Linked DNA regions of Homo sapiens: region 1 is linked to region 2. Evidence: chromatin loops called from intact Hi-C (ENCODE). Cell type or tissue: ascending aorta. All regions are shown on one strand. Links, peaks and the distances in the headings refer to the core of each region. The heading gives the core; the rest is flanking DNA. Region 1 has its middle 100 kb from the start of RNF152. Region 2 has its middle 56 kb from the start of RNF152.

Evidence for each region. Peaks named below come from ENCODE experiments on the same cell type or tissue, not always from the same donor. Only the 100,000 strongest peaks of a DNase experiment are listed, where the experiment ranks them.
Region 1: a loop joins it to region 2, with 2.6 times the contacts of the local background. A loop is called at or near these places in 7 of 110 quality-filtered maps.

What each region holds. Positions count from the first base shown.
Region 1 is chr18:61,993,945-62,000,610 of GRCh38, forward strand. No RefSeq gene overlaps it. Among named protein-coding and RNA genes, the nearest start is that of RNF152, 100 kb to the left of the region's middle. In ascending aorta, for the core only: no CTCF peak of the experiment used is centred there; no DNase peak of the experiment used is centred there; H3K27ac peaks cover 1,014 bases.
Region 2 is chr18:61,945,999-61,952,664 of GRCh38, forward strand. No RefSeq gene overlaps it. Among named protein-coding and RNA genes, the nearest start is that of RNF152, 56 kb to the left of the region's middle. In ascending aorta, for the core only: no CTCF peak of the experiment used is centred there; a DNase peak (open chromatin) is centred at 4,093; H3K4me3 peaks cover 1,110 bases; H3K27ac peaks cover 1,709 bases.

The DNA of each region.
Region 1 (6,666 bases), core at 934-5,933, 48 kb after region 2:
TCCCTGGAACTTTCATGTAGAAATATAGAATTAATGGTGAAGCTTACTGGTTCCTCCCAAATTTAGTTTGTTGGCAGCCACATCACAATAGATAAGCATGCAAGCTGTGGCACATCTGTTGTTCTTTTGGTGGAAATTTAGTCATTCAGTTTTTACTTTAGCTATGTTATATAGGGCAGTTCTCCTTCTCCTCTCCTGCTTACCAAATTCATACTATTAGTTCTGTATTCAGTAATGAATTCTACAGTCATGGTTACGGTGAAAGTCTAAATTCTTAAGTGTGACATTCAAGACCCTCTATGAGCTGGCCCTCATACTTTCCTACCATCTCTCTCATTTTTCCTCATTTGCTGAAAGCGCTGGGTAAGTGTATTCATAATCACAACTTGTAGGTCCCCTGTCTACATATTTTCTTACGATGCACTTCTCATGTAGTATGGTGGTTCCCATCTAGAATTAATTATTGTCAATATTTCAAAAATCCTAATAGGAATTAAACAGTCACCTAGAATAATAATCTCATAGACTAACTAAAATATGAAGTTTCTTGACTTTTGGCCAAAAATGCTAACTCACTGTGAAATACTGATTATCTCATCTGATTAGAAACTCTGATTAACAGTAATGCATGGGTTTTTCTATCAAATTGAAAAGTGAAGTACCTCTTGATAAATGCAAATTTACTTATAATGACAAATCTTTTAAACAACAACATGGGGTGGAGGAGGGAATAGGTAATTTAAAAATTGTCCCTTGGTGATAGAAAGTTTAGGAACCAATTGACCTACTGTGGTCTTTATTCTAGCTTCAATTTTTAAATTAAAATTCTTTACGTTTTTTGGCATCTCAAATAAATTCTTCCTCCATGAAGTCTTCCCCTATATTATCAAGAAGAAGTCATCTCTCCTTGCTTTTTGATCCTATATTATGGTATATATGCTGTTCTCATAGCAATCTGCTTTCCTGTTTTGTTGGCTTTAAGATACTATCAATTATAATCTGTATCGTTATTTTATATACAACAAAGAAAGAGGAAACACTAACTACCAACTAAACTACAGCATATCATCTTGAATTTAAAATGTAAAAAAGTGCAAAAAATGTTACAGAATTGATGAGAAGCAACATGATGAGTAGTTTGCATTTCATTTCCCTTACTACATCTTTGAGAGCCTCATTTATTTCTGTTTCCTCAGGACCTTATACTATGCCTTACATGTGGTGTATATTCAATATGTGTATTATGTTGAATTATTAGCTTAGAACTGCCCCAAAAGACTTTCAAAACTCGGTGACATTAAGGCCCTTAATTTGTTTCTGTCTTTTGCATTCACTTATAGACAAGTCCCATCTATAAATTGGACTATAAAAAAGAAAGCATGGAATCCTAACAGACTCCTCATCTACATATCAGAAGTAAACATTTAAAAAATTTGTTAGTTTTCTCTTGTGCTTTTTATTCGGATAACTTGAAGTGCTATACAGAATATTCCCTATTTGCAACTCTTGAACAATTTATTTTAAAAAATTGGGGCAAGCAGGGAAGAGCATACAGGAGCAAAAAGAGAGAAGGAAAAGTCAATTCAAAACTGAAATCTCTTCTTTTTGTCCCTGGAAAACACCATGGGCTTAGTGGACCAATGGATGTTTGATTGGCTGGATGGGTGGAGGTTTGGATGGATGATTTGATTAACTATTACTACAATAGTGCTATGTAACCAACAACAACAAAACCTCAGTGCCATACAACAATTCACATTTATTTACTTCACATGGTTCAACTGGGCCCTCTGCTGATCTTGGCTGGACTCAGCCACATACATATATACAGGCCAGCTGGGAGGCTGCTGGTCTAGGTGGGGCTAAGCTAGGGCATCTAGGCTGAAGTCATTCTGCTCCACATGCCTTTCCTCTTCCTGGGAACAGAGATCTGGCCTGGACATGTTCTCATGGTAATTGGCAGAGCGTAGAAGAGCAAGCAGAAACATACTGGTCTTCATAAGACTGAGGCTAGGCTCAGAGCTGTGTGCACTGTCACTTTTGCCACATTCTATTGGCTGAAGCAAGTAACATAACCAAACTCAAGTCAAGAAGCAGGGAAATACATCCTGCCTCTTCAGAGGAGGACTTGCAAAGTCACATGGCAAAGGGCATATAGTTACAGGAAGGAGCAAAGAATTGGGGTCAATGATGCCATTCTACCCTGTATGGCAATGACGGTATCCTACACATAAATATTGATCTAGAGTTGACAAAGTATATTCACAAGTATTTTCTCATTTAATTTGAACAACTAAATGAGAAGGGCAGAGTAGATATAATTATTACAACTTTACTAAACAAAAAGCAGCGGAGAGGAGGTGGGAAAACTTAGAGAACTTAAGAAACTTGTCCAAGATATACACTATTAAGTGGACACGATGGAATTAAAATCCACATTACAGTAGTCATTTTGGGTTATCACTTACAGTTTCACTGTAGGCATAGAGTTTGTGTGCTTTTGGTAAAGGACTATGTCAATTCAGAACAATTCCTGATATTGGCCTTTATCTTTGGGAACAACCAACCACACCCAAAGTTCCTTGGATGTCAGCTCTGGCTGGCTTCTAGGCTACATATATAAGCACAAGTTGCTGCTTGTTTTTAGATAAATACATTAATTTGTGAAGAGATTGGGCTGGGTGTACCAAGAATGATGAAAAACCACATTGATGGCTGCACTGAAATGTAAACAGCATCACACACTGATAAACTGCTTATGGATTTTCTGTCTTCAACTGATTGGAAAATAGACTAGTTTGAGGTGATGAACTGTTAACATGTTGGAAGTAATTGGTTTAGTAAGAAAAAAGGTGTTAGTTTAGAAATATCAATATTGCTGCCCTCCTGGTAGATTAATATATAGTATAAACAGAACAAAATCAGAGCTCCCCAATGATCTGATAATTTATTATTTCATTTACCACCACATCCAGCTCACAAACATGACTCTCAGAGTATGTAGGTTTTTTCATCTCTACCAGAAACACTGTCACCTTGCTATTCAATTGCTGCCGTTTACATACAGAGTGTCAAAAAACACAATTACAACAAATTTAGCTTAAATATCTCAATTGGCTTTATTGTGATTCTAGAACAGGGCAACACTTCATTCCATAAAATAAAATAAGTGTTCCAGTGAACTGAACAGGGGAGGTTGGCTTTATATACATAAAAGGGGATGAAGAAAGGAAAAACAAAGAACGAAAATGAATTGGCCATTTCAAAGTTAATTTCCTTGCAAGGCAGGGATAGGGAGACAGAACAATCTGAGGGGTTAACAGCAGGTTACTTCGGGTCAGTCTGTTGTAAGGATTAAAACAGAGGGAATATCATTTTCATGCTGATTGAAGATTGAAACTCGTCTCTTTGGGAAATTGGGCTATCTCTCTCTTCTGATTTCTTGGAAGGCCAGATAACAACAACTCAGGGTGGGTTTGGTGAGCATGGGTGATTCCATCTTGATTTTTAGTCTGGTCTGTTGGAACCCAGTGCAGGAGTTTAGTCCAAAACAATGGCCTCGCATAGTTTTTATTTAATAAGAGGGAGGAAGCATGAAGGTCAAGGTCACCTAATGAAATAAAGATTGGGAGTAGAAATAGGAGGGATAATTGAAGTTCCCAGTAACTTTCTAATAATTATACCAATAACTCTTAGTCAACCTAGTCTTCAGTGGGAACCATCCTTGAGCCTCCTGCCAAACACACGCAAAGTTAGGACCCCTGTTAGGATCTCAGAGCATCCTACACTGTTCTTTTGTAGCACTGTGTCATTTGCAATGCACTGTTTATTCATATGACTATGATTATGAATTGTCACATCCTACTTAGACTGTTAGACTTATGAGGAGAAATCAGGACATTTCTGGTTCATCTCTTACATCCTAGGACCTAGAACAATGCCTCCTACATATTAGGCACTCTTCACATTCGCCAGATGAAAGACTGATTTAATGTCACCAGTTTTTATCACTTCTGCCTCCTTACAGCATGTTCTCCGTGACTCAGAATGGAGAGGGTATAGGAGAAAGCATGCTCTTGATCAGGTGCCCTGTCCCACTTTCTGAGGGTTTCTCCTCGTGAATAAAACACAGCTCTTTCTATTCTTTCCCATCTCTTGACACCAGCCTTCATGCTCTGTACTCCAGATGCATTGCCCTCCATTGCCCTTCTTTCAGTTCCTGAACCTGCAAGCCCACCAGCCCCTGGGTCACTGCACAAATAGCCCATCTGCCCTGAACACCAACTATGCACCCCCTCCTACCATTTAAATGACTCATCTCCCACCTGCAGGTCAAGCATTGCCTTAGGGAAGCCTTTATTGACTCCCCAGACTAGGTCAGGTGTCCCATGTCCCATCACAGTCTCTCACAGAATCACCTACTGCTCTCTTTGGTCGCAGAAACCACAGTTGCTATTTTTCATTTGTTTGTGCTCCATGAAGGCAGCAACCATCACAATTTTGCTTACCACCTAAACCCCTGAGTTTTGCTCACCATTTAACACTCAGAGTTTGACATTGTACCTGACATTTGTTCAGAACTAAATAAATATTTATTGAATGAATCAATCGATGAAGGAAACGCACACGCACACATCTCTTACATCTCTTCCTCTCTTCCCGTAGGCATGAGAACCCAGACGCAATAAATCTGACTCTACAATTAACTTTCTTTGATATATCGATACATTTGAATTCAAGTGACCCAGGTTTTAGCCAAGAAACAAGTCCCAACAAATTGTCCACAGATTCTTTGCCTAATTCAGGCAAGATGTTTCTTTCACCTCAGGCTACCTATTAGGAATCGTTTAATTAAAAAAAAAAAAAAAAGATGCAAAAATACCTGTCTCCTTAGAGAGAGAGTTTATCTCACCATCAAACCAATCATTAGTGAGCTTTCTCTTTATAACTGTTTTCTGATTTATCACAGTTTATCACTCATATTTTAAAAACTCCTTCTATACCCACCCTGCCACATATGGCCACAGCTTGTTTGCAAAGAATGCTGATCATGCTTTCAAACAAAACTGTTCCCATATGCTTGTGATTCATTTCCCCCTTCCTGCCTTTGCTTCATTTGTTTTAGAATTGGAGTTTAATTTTGAAACCATTGCTGTGACAGGAAGTGACTAGGGAGAGGAAGAATTAGAAGAGAGGGACCTCAGAGCTGAGAGGGATGAATGAAATGGTATGTTGCTTATTCAACCCACAGATGGGATCAAAGACTGTTAGATTGAAAAAGCCCTTTAAAGTAATACCATATTCCCACTTGATCCTTTCCTTCCAGCTTAAAGCAGAGGGCTGGGAAAAACATGATCTTATCTCCATTTCTGGAATGCATGACAGTCCCATTATATACCTTACAACAGAATAGCAGCATAGGGCTCAGTTGCTGACCAGAGTGACATTTTGAAAAGTGCAAGCATCCTGTCTCCAAGGAATATTAATAAAATCATGAAATGAGTTGGCTGATATTTTCTGCTGCCTATTGCAACTCAACACATGACCTTTTAATGGAGCAAAATATTTGTAATATAAAACTAGCCTGGCATTCTTAGATAATTTATTCATTCAACAAATATTATTCAGCATCCATTATGTGTCATAGCCCTTTCTAGGCATAGGATTCAAGAGTGAAAAAAAACAAAGAAATATCCTGCCCTCACAGAGCTTATATGCTAAAGGGAGAGGACAAACAACCAAGCAAGAATATATATATGTACTATAAAGGAAGAAGAAGGGAAAAGGACAGAAATGCAGGGGAGTGAGGTTGGGGGGTTGTTATTTTGAAAAGGATGGTCAGAAAAAGGTCTTATCTATCAGGTAAAGAGGTAAACCACATGGCCATGGAGGGGACAATGTGTTAGGCCATTTCTGCATTACTATAAAGGAATACCTGAGACTGGGTAATTTATAAAGAAAAGGGGTTTAATTGGTTCATGGTTTTGCAGGCTATATAAGCATGGCACCAACATCTGGTCAGCTTCTAGTTCAGGCCTCAGGAAGCTTACAATCATGGCAGAAGGTGAAGCAGGAGCAGGCATATCACATGGTGAGAGCAGGGGCAAGAAAGAGAAGGAAGAGGTTTCAGACTTAAACAACCAGATATTATGTGAACTCAGTGAGAACTCACTCATCACCAAATGGATGGTGCTAAGCCATTTGATATGGTTTGGCTGTGTCCCCACCCAAATCTCATCTTGAATTCCCACATGTTGTGGGAAAGACCTGCTGGGAGGTAACTGAATCATGGGGGCAGGTCTTTCCCATGCTGTTCTCATGATAGTGAATAAATCTCACAAGATCTGATGGTTTTAAAAAGAGGAGTACCACTGCACAAGCTCTCTCTCTTTGCCTACTGCCATCCATGTAAAATGTGACTTGCTCCTCCTTGCTTTCCACCAAGATTGTGAGGCCTCTCCAGCATGTGGAACTGTAAGTTCATTAAACCTCTTTCTATTGTAAATTGCCCAGTCTTATGTATGCCTTTATCAGCAGCATGAAAATGGACTAATACATTGTTCATGAGGGATCTGCCCCCATGATCCAATCACCTCCCACTAGGACCCACCTTCAACATTGGGAATCACATTTCAATAAGAGATTTTGAGGGGACATACATCCAAA
Region 2 (6,666 bases), core at 1,037-6,036:
TTATGTCCACAATATGAAAAACCGGCAATTAAAAATAGAAGCTAAACGTCTCTGTATTAATTACATATAAGTTAAATGTAATTAATATAAATATTTCAGTACTTATGAAATTTTGTATCAAAAACACATGTTAATGTTCAAAGGTTGGCATGGTAACTGCAAATAAATAGATTAATTTCAAAAAGAGATATCTTGGTTTTCTACATAAACACTCTTGTCAATTGATGACAATCAGAATACATAGGGATAAATTAGAGACCCTGAAGATTTCACAATGTCCTCACTGTTTATGTGTTCTTAACCTCAGAACAAGCATCAGCAAACTCCTAACAAATTGATTGCTTATTGCATCTCAAGAGAGAATTTTTCTTTACATTCTGATATTAGGATTATTTTAATAAATTGAGCAAAGCCTTTGAATCTTATCATTCAGAAGTATTTTCTGCTTTTCCCCCCCACTTACTGAAATACAAAAACAAATCAGAAATTGATGCCGAAAGAAATATCAAAGGAGCCTAAGTAAAGGACTGAACCAGATCCTCAGACAGTTGAACCTACAGGGAATAGACTCATAGGTACAGGCTTCTCATTGTGAGCCAACTTCTTCACCCCAGACTGCAAGACTGTACCAAGAGACTGAATCAGGATCCTGGAACTTTTCCCCTCCCGAAGCAAATGACTTCATGGAAACAGACTGTTTAGTCTAAGATCAACAAAATACAAATGAATTCCCTAGGACGAGGTGAATGAAATGCAGTGATTTAATTGCAGTCAGGATTCTATTTTAAATGGGCATGGCAAGAAACCCCTTTTCTTCTTAATCTAGCACTGACCCTCAATTTGACAGATTATGCTTGTTCAAATTGGTGTGAAATCTTCTTTAAATGGTATCTTGTTCCAACTGAGCCCTTGGAATTCAGGGAAAAAAAGTCTTAATAACATAGACTATAAATTAATATAGGAATAATGATTTTATAAAAAATAATGAGATGGAACACTAATAACGATTAAATATTATGCAAAGTGCCTTCACTAAATTCCTCTACTCTCTGTAACTGTAAATTATTTGCATAAGTTCAACAAGAATATGTTCCTTTTCCAGCCAGGGTATAATTGGATAAATCAAATCTATAACCACGATCATGCCAGAAACCTCATCTAATTAGGTAAGACAAGCCCAGGGACTATGCCTCCACATGTGGGGAGTAAGGCCCTCGAGGTCCTCCCATGAAATTGATCTACAGTCTGCTCTGTGACTTATGGGACCCCTGCCTCAAAGGCAGGCAGGGAATATTGACAACAAAAAGATATCAGGGAAAGATGAGACTCTAATACTTTTAAAAGTTAGAGGCACTTTGGGCAAAGGCTGGGCAAAGGCTGGTAGATGTGAATTGGATGGTTCTTGGTTCCTGATCTCAGTGGACCAACTGAGAAGGAAAACAAAATACTTCTGAAATATAAAGGTAAATTATACCCTTAGGGGTTTAACAAGGCCTCCAGCACTAACTTTTAAGTGTTAATATCATGTTGCTCTAGCTTTATTAAAACTAAAAAAAAAGGGGGGGTCCTTGTGTAATGTGTAACACTCATTGCTCCTATGAAAATAAAAATCATCAAATAAAGCAAAATATCAAATTAATGATACTGAGTCGGAAAATCACTAGGCATCTTATGTGACCAAACTGCACCTTAGGGACGGGGAACTTGAACAAAAGAGGGATCTCCCTAGGCAAAACTGATCCTTTGCTCTGCTTCACTGTGATTAAGAATATGACATAGTACAGTTAGGAAAAAAGGGGAAAGAGTTTGCACTCTGAGATAAACCAAAAATAATAGGGTCGCTCTGTTGATGTCTGTTCCCCCAGATAATAAAAACTTGAACAATTCCAACAACCCTGCCTGACTCTCTAAACCAAAAACAAACAAACAAACAAAAAATGGCTTTATCCCTGACTTTCACAATGCCAACACGTGTGAGTATGATGATCGTGTGAAAAAGTTATTGTATTCCACCAAGAACGAAGTAATATAAATTTGACCAACTTGTAAGGCTATGGTTTTCTTCCTGTATTTGGTTCTTTCTAAGGAGGATCAGTCCTTTTGAAATCTGACTCCCTTCACGTCTTTGTAAATTAACTTTTCTTCATTTCTTCTTTCTAAATGCTTTTGTCTGTTGCTTTCTGTGCAGAAAATCACCACCCTTCAGTATTAATCAGACACTCGCATAGGGGAGGGTTACTCACTCTTTTGGGACATTTTTCACACAAGCCTATCTGGCAATTTCCTGCCATGAAAAGGGACCACCCTGGCTGCCCTCTTTCTCCCTCCCCAGGGGCTTCAAAGCCACAGGCCTGAGTGTTCACTGTCAAGGGAGCGCATAGACACTGTCACCATGGCTGAGGACCAATTAGCTTTTCAGGGCTGCTGTTCTGCAGAGACAGAACTATAAAAAGGAGATCTGTTTCTGTTACAGTTACCAAAGGTAAAGGGACCCTTGGTGCCACTTGCTTAGTTAGGGACGCGGCATTGCTCATTGTGCAGCATGTGTGAATTTCACTCTGTACATCCTTGGTCTCATTCCATTTCCATAAGCTCATGTCCCGGTTATATTCAGGAAGCTCAGCCTCTGATCCCCTGGAATGTGCTAAAGCAGAAAAGGAAAAAGCTGCACTGCTATTCTTGGTCAGCTTCATAATGAGGAGCTTCAGATTTTCTATAAAATGAAAGAGATTCAATTGGGTGAGGTCACCAGGTCACAATCTCCCTGAGAACACTGCTATTCAGAGCAAACCTCCTTCCCAGAGGGGTCCTTAAAGTTTAATAACATCAGTCAACTGCAGCAAGACCCTGTGAGAACACAATCTAAAAATGAGCTTCTGTGTGCCATCTATTATGGGGAGATCCGGTTTACCTTGTGTGCAATTTTAGATCATCAAAGGTGACATTGAGTGCTGGCTCCTAAATTTCAATCACAGCCTTAAACACCCTGTGATTTAGCCAGTAGCAGTTCTGTGGCTCTTTGAAAACAAAAGGCCACCTTCACAAGCCTGGGGGAAGGGTTTACCCCGCAGTGGAAGGCAGAGAAGCACACACAGTAAAAACCACGCAACAAAAACATGTCTGCTGAGTTGCTACAGCAGGACACGGGATTGTGATGTCCCTGGTAGCATGCTGTCAGATATTTTTTATGTGGGACTTCTCTTTTGGTTTAGAATTTACATAGTATGACATCTAGCTTCTTAACACTTAACATCAAACTCAGTGAAAGAGAAAGTAGCACCCAAGGAAGGAAAAAGTGTGCCCTTCACATTGCTACCCACCGATGCATCCAAAAACAAGGGCACATCTCCAATAAATCTTGTTGAGTGAAAAGGGCAGACACAATGAGTATACATTGTTACGATTCCATGGAGATGAAGCCTAAGGACAGGTAAAATGAATCTGTGATGATAGAAATCAGGAAGTGGTTGCCTCTGAATGATGGTCTTGATTGGGAAGGGGGATGAAGGAGTCTGGGGTAATAGATATAGTTGTTTACATGGGTATATGCATATGCAAACATTCCTCAAGCTTGACTGTATATAAGTTACATCTTGATTCTAAAAATTAGCCCTAAAGTTGGGACTTCTAAGACCACTCATTAAAGGCAAGTGGCAGATCCCCATTCCCTGCCCTACCCTCACTCCCCCCGTGCCTGAATAGGCCCAATACTGCCCAGGGCTGCTTGTTGTCCCTCATGAGCGGTGGTGGTCCCACTGCTCATCTGGCCCATGGTTCCCCCGTATGGAAATTCTGGGACACAGCCAGGGTGCCCACTTCTCTCTGTGCTCACCCAGCTCATCCAGTCTGTGTTTTTCCCTCCTTTTGACCAAAATACTGCAGTGAGATTGCCATCAAGATGAGACGGATGTGTTCTGGCATCTCCCGACCACCTCTGTCCCCCTCACCATTCCCCTTCGGAAATACACGTCCCCAGCCTGATGCAGTCTGACCTGCAGTCACTCCCTGCTTCTGACTCCGCAGCAACCCCGGGAACGTTTCCCACCCACTTTGCTGTCTGCTTTGTTCCATTCCTTTTTCTTGGTTAATCACAACATCCATGCTCGTTTGTGCCCTGTTTATGAGTCACTATACGTGCTGGAACCTGAATTGAAACTGGAATGCAAAACCCTTGAGCCAAATCATGACGGGAGTCTGACCTCGGCTCTCCTAGCTCATCCCTGGGCAGCCCCAAAGCCTGTCCTTCTCCCTGTCTCTCTCACCCGTGAGGGCAGCTCTCTGATTTGATATGGGCTTTCAGTTATTAGGTTTCACTCTGGGTGTGTCTAACAATACTAGGATGCTATCGGTTTATTAGGCATTGGAATTGGGATGCTTAAGCAAAACAGGGAGAAACGTGGAGACATCTTTGGCCAAGCTCAGATGCAAAACTGTATTGAGAGATAAGCACTATTACGGGTTTCCTCTTCAGTGTGGTGACATTTTTAAATGGGAGCAGAGGAATTTTTTCCATTTGTTTCCTTCTATTAACAACATCCCTTATAACATTCCTGAGATCTCAGGGAAACGGTCACCCATGTTTTAGTTTTGTCTCATACTATATAAATTAGAAGCAAAGTAAATTTCTGCATGTGTACTCCCCTGAGACCAGACAATGTTCCCTGAAACCTGGCATGCACCTTCAGAGCCCTGGCACTGGGTGTGAATTTCAAAACCATATTTTTCTCTCCAAATAATTGTCCTTGTCCATGCTCAGTCAGGTGTTTCCTCACATAAATCCCTAGGCTTCAATTAAAATCCAAACAGAAAGGAACTGCTACTCATTTTTTAACCATTTAAATAGAATAGCTTTCTGCATCCACATTAATTCTTTTTATAGGCTATGAAGGGTCTATATGTACTATGATTTCTTTATTTGTATTAGAGTTTTATATTTGCAAAAATAATTTATGTTGTTTAATTCATCAGCCCTTATGGTACCTTTGAAAGAGCAGAATTATACTCCCATTTCAGAGGCAAAAAAGTACAAATCAAGGTCATGTCTGAGAAAGCCTTTAAGAACTCAAGGATTACGTTTCCAGTTTGTGTCTTCGTTTGTAAGTTTTTCCAAATCCTTTGGTTCCATGACCACTGTCTTCCCATCAGCCACCCAAAACATTGTTGGGAATGTCCTTCACTGTGACTCCGTGGATGCCAAAGGAGCAGTGATCCTACAGAAAGTCCAGTGTTCCTTCATGTGGCCCTTGAGGTTCCTGGAGAGAAAACCCTGGAATGCTTCAGGGTTTCAACTGTTGGAAACTCTTCCTGCTTTTCATTCCTCTAATTGCTTACAGTCCCTAAAACCTCAAACGCTTATTTCTTTTTGTCCCCTAATGGTTCTCATAACAGCAGCAGTGGACCAGAGCTGTCTAGTTGTAAGAATAAAAATTTTCTGGATCCAGGGCTGGAATTGTTAGGGAGGACTGTGGTGACGCATTCTGCATTTCCTTTTTTGGAAACAGAGTCTAGCTCTGTCTCCCAGGCTAGAGTGCAGTGGCGCGATCTTGGCTTACTGAAGCCTCCACCTCCCGGGTTCAAGCGATTCTCCTGCCTCAGCCTCCAGAGTAGCTGGGATTACAGGAGCTCACCACCATGCCCAGCTAGTTGGTTCAGGGTTTTCCATGGTGATTGGCCCCATCTCCGGCACTACCCCAATGTAGTTACACTGCTGTCAGCAACACATTCAGTAGGTCAGAGTTTTAGGGCCTCCTTCAATGTCAAAAGCCAATTCTTTTTGCCACTTACCTATTACCCAGGAAAATGAAAGGATTCATGCTGCTTACTGTTTCTTCTGTATGGTTAAATGTAAGAGACATGGGGCATTTGCTTGGAGACACATGGACATTTATTTCAACTTCAGGATGTCGCTGAGTTCCACTGAAAACATTCTCTTGGGGTGAATTAAAAAAAAAAAAACCCTTCCAGGGTTGTTGATGCTAACATTACAATGGCCTTAAACATGCTACAGTTCCTGGACTAAGGAGGATCTTACCAATGCTACTCAGGCATGACATTGCCTTAGACAGCCAATCACCTTGTTTCCTAATTAGATAAGGGCCTACACATTATTTTGTGAGAGAGAGACCAAAATTCTATCAGCCATAAAGTAGGCTGGAGAAATCCCAAATCCTTTTTCTACCTTGTCACTTCGTTGCAAGACATTACCTACCGCTATTCCAATCACTAATTGGTGCTTTCTGCTATACAACAAATGAGCTAAAACTTCTGAGTTGGTTTCATTTCCTTTAAATTCTGCTCATTACTAAGAAGTACCAAACCTCAAGCTTATTAAAACCAGAGTGTGGGCTGCTTATCACCAGGGGCTATGTCCTTTCACTGTAAGAGAACTCAATTTGCATCTTCTGGGATTTTCCCTCACCTCCTCCGGGGAGCTTAAGCGAGTCTCCGCAAGCCTCACTGGAGGCCTTGTTACAGTCAGCTCACCAGAGACAGGGAGCAGACAGCATTTTTACCCACGGATCCATGAATCATCACCACCACACATTCTCAGCAGCAAAACTGGGCTTTCCACTACCTGAGGCTGTCTCTTAAATACAAACAATTCTCCACTCATAAACAGTGCCTTTTCAAGCAATTGTTAGAAATGCGGAATGTGGCTGAGCTAGG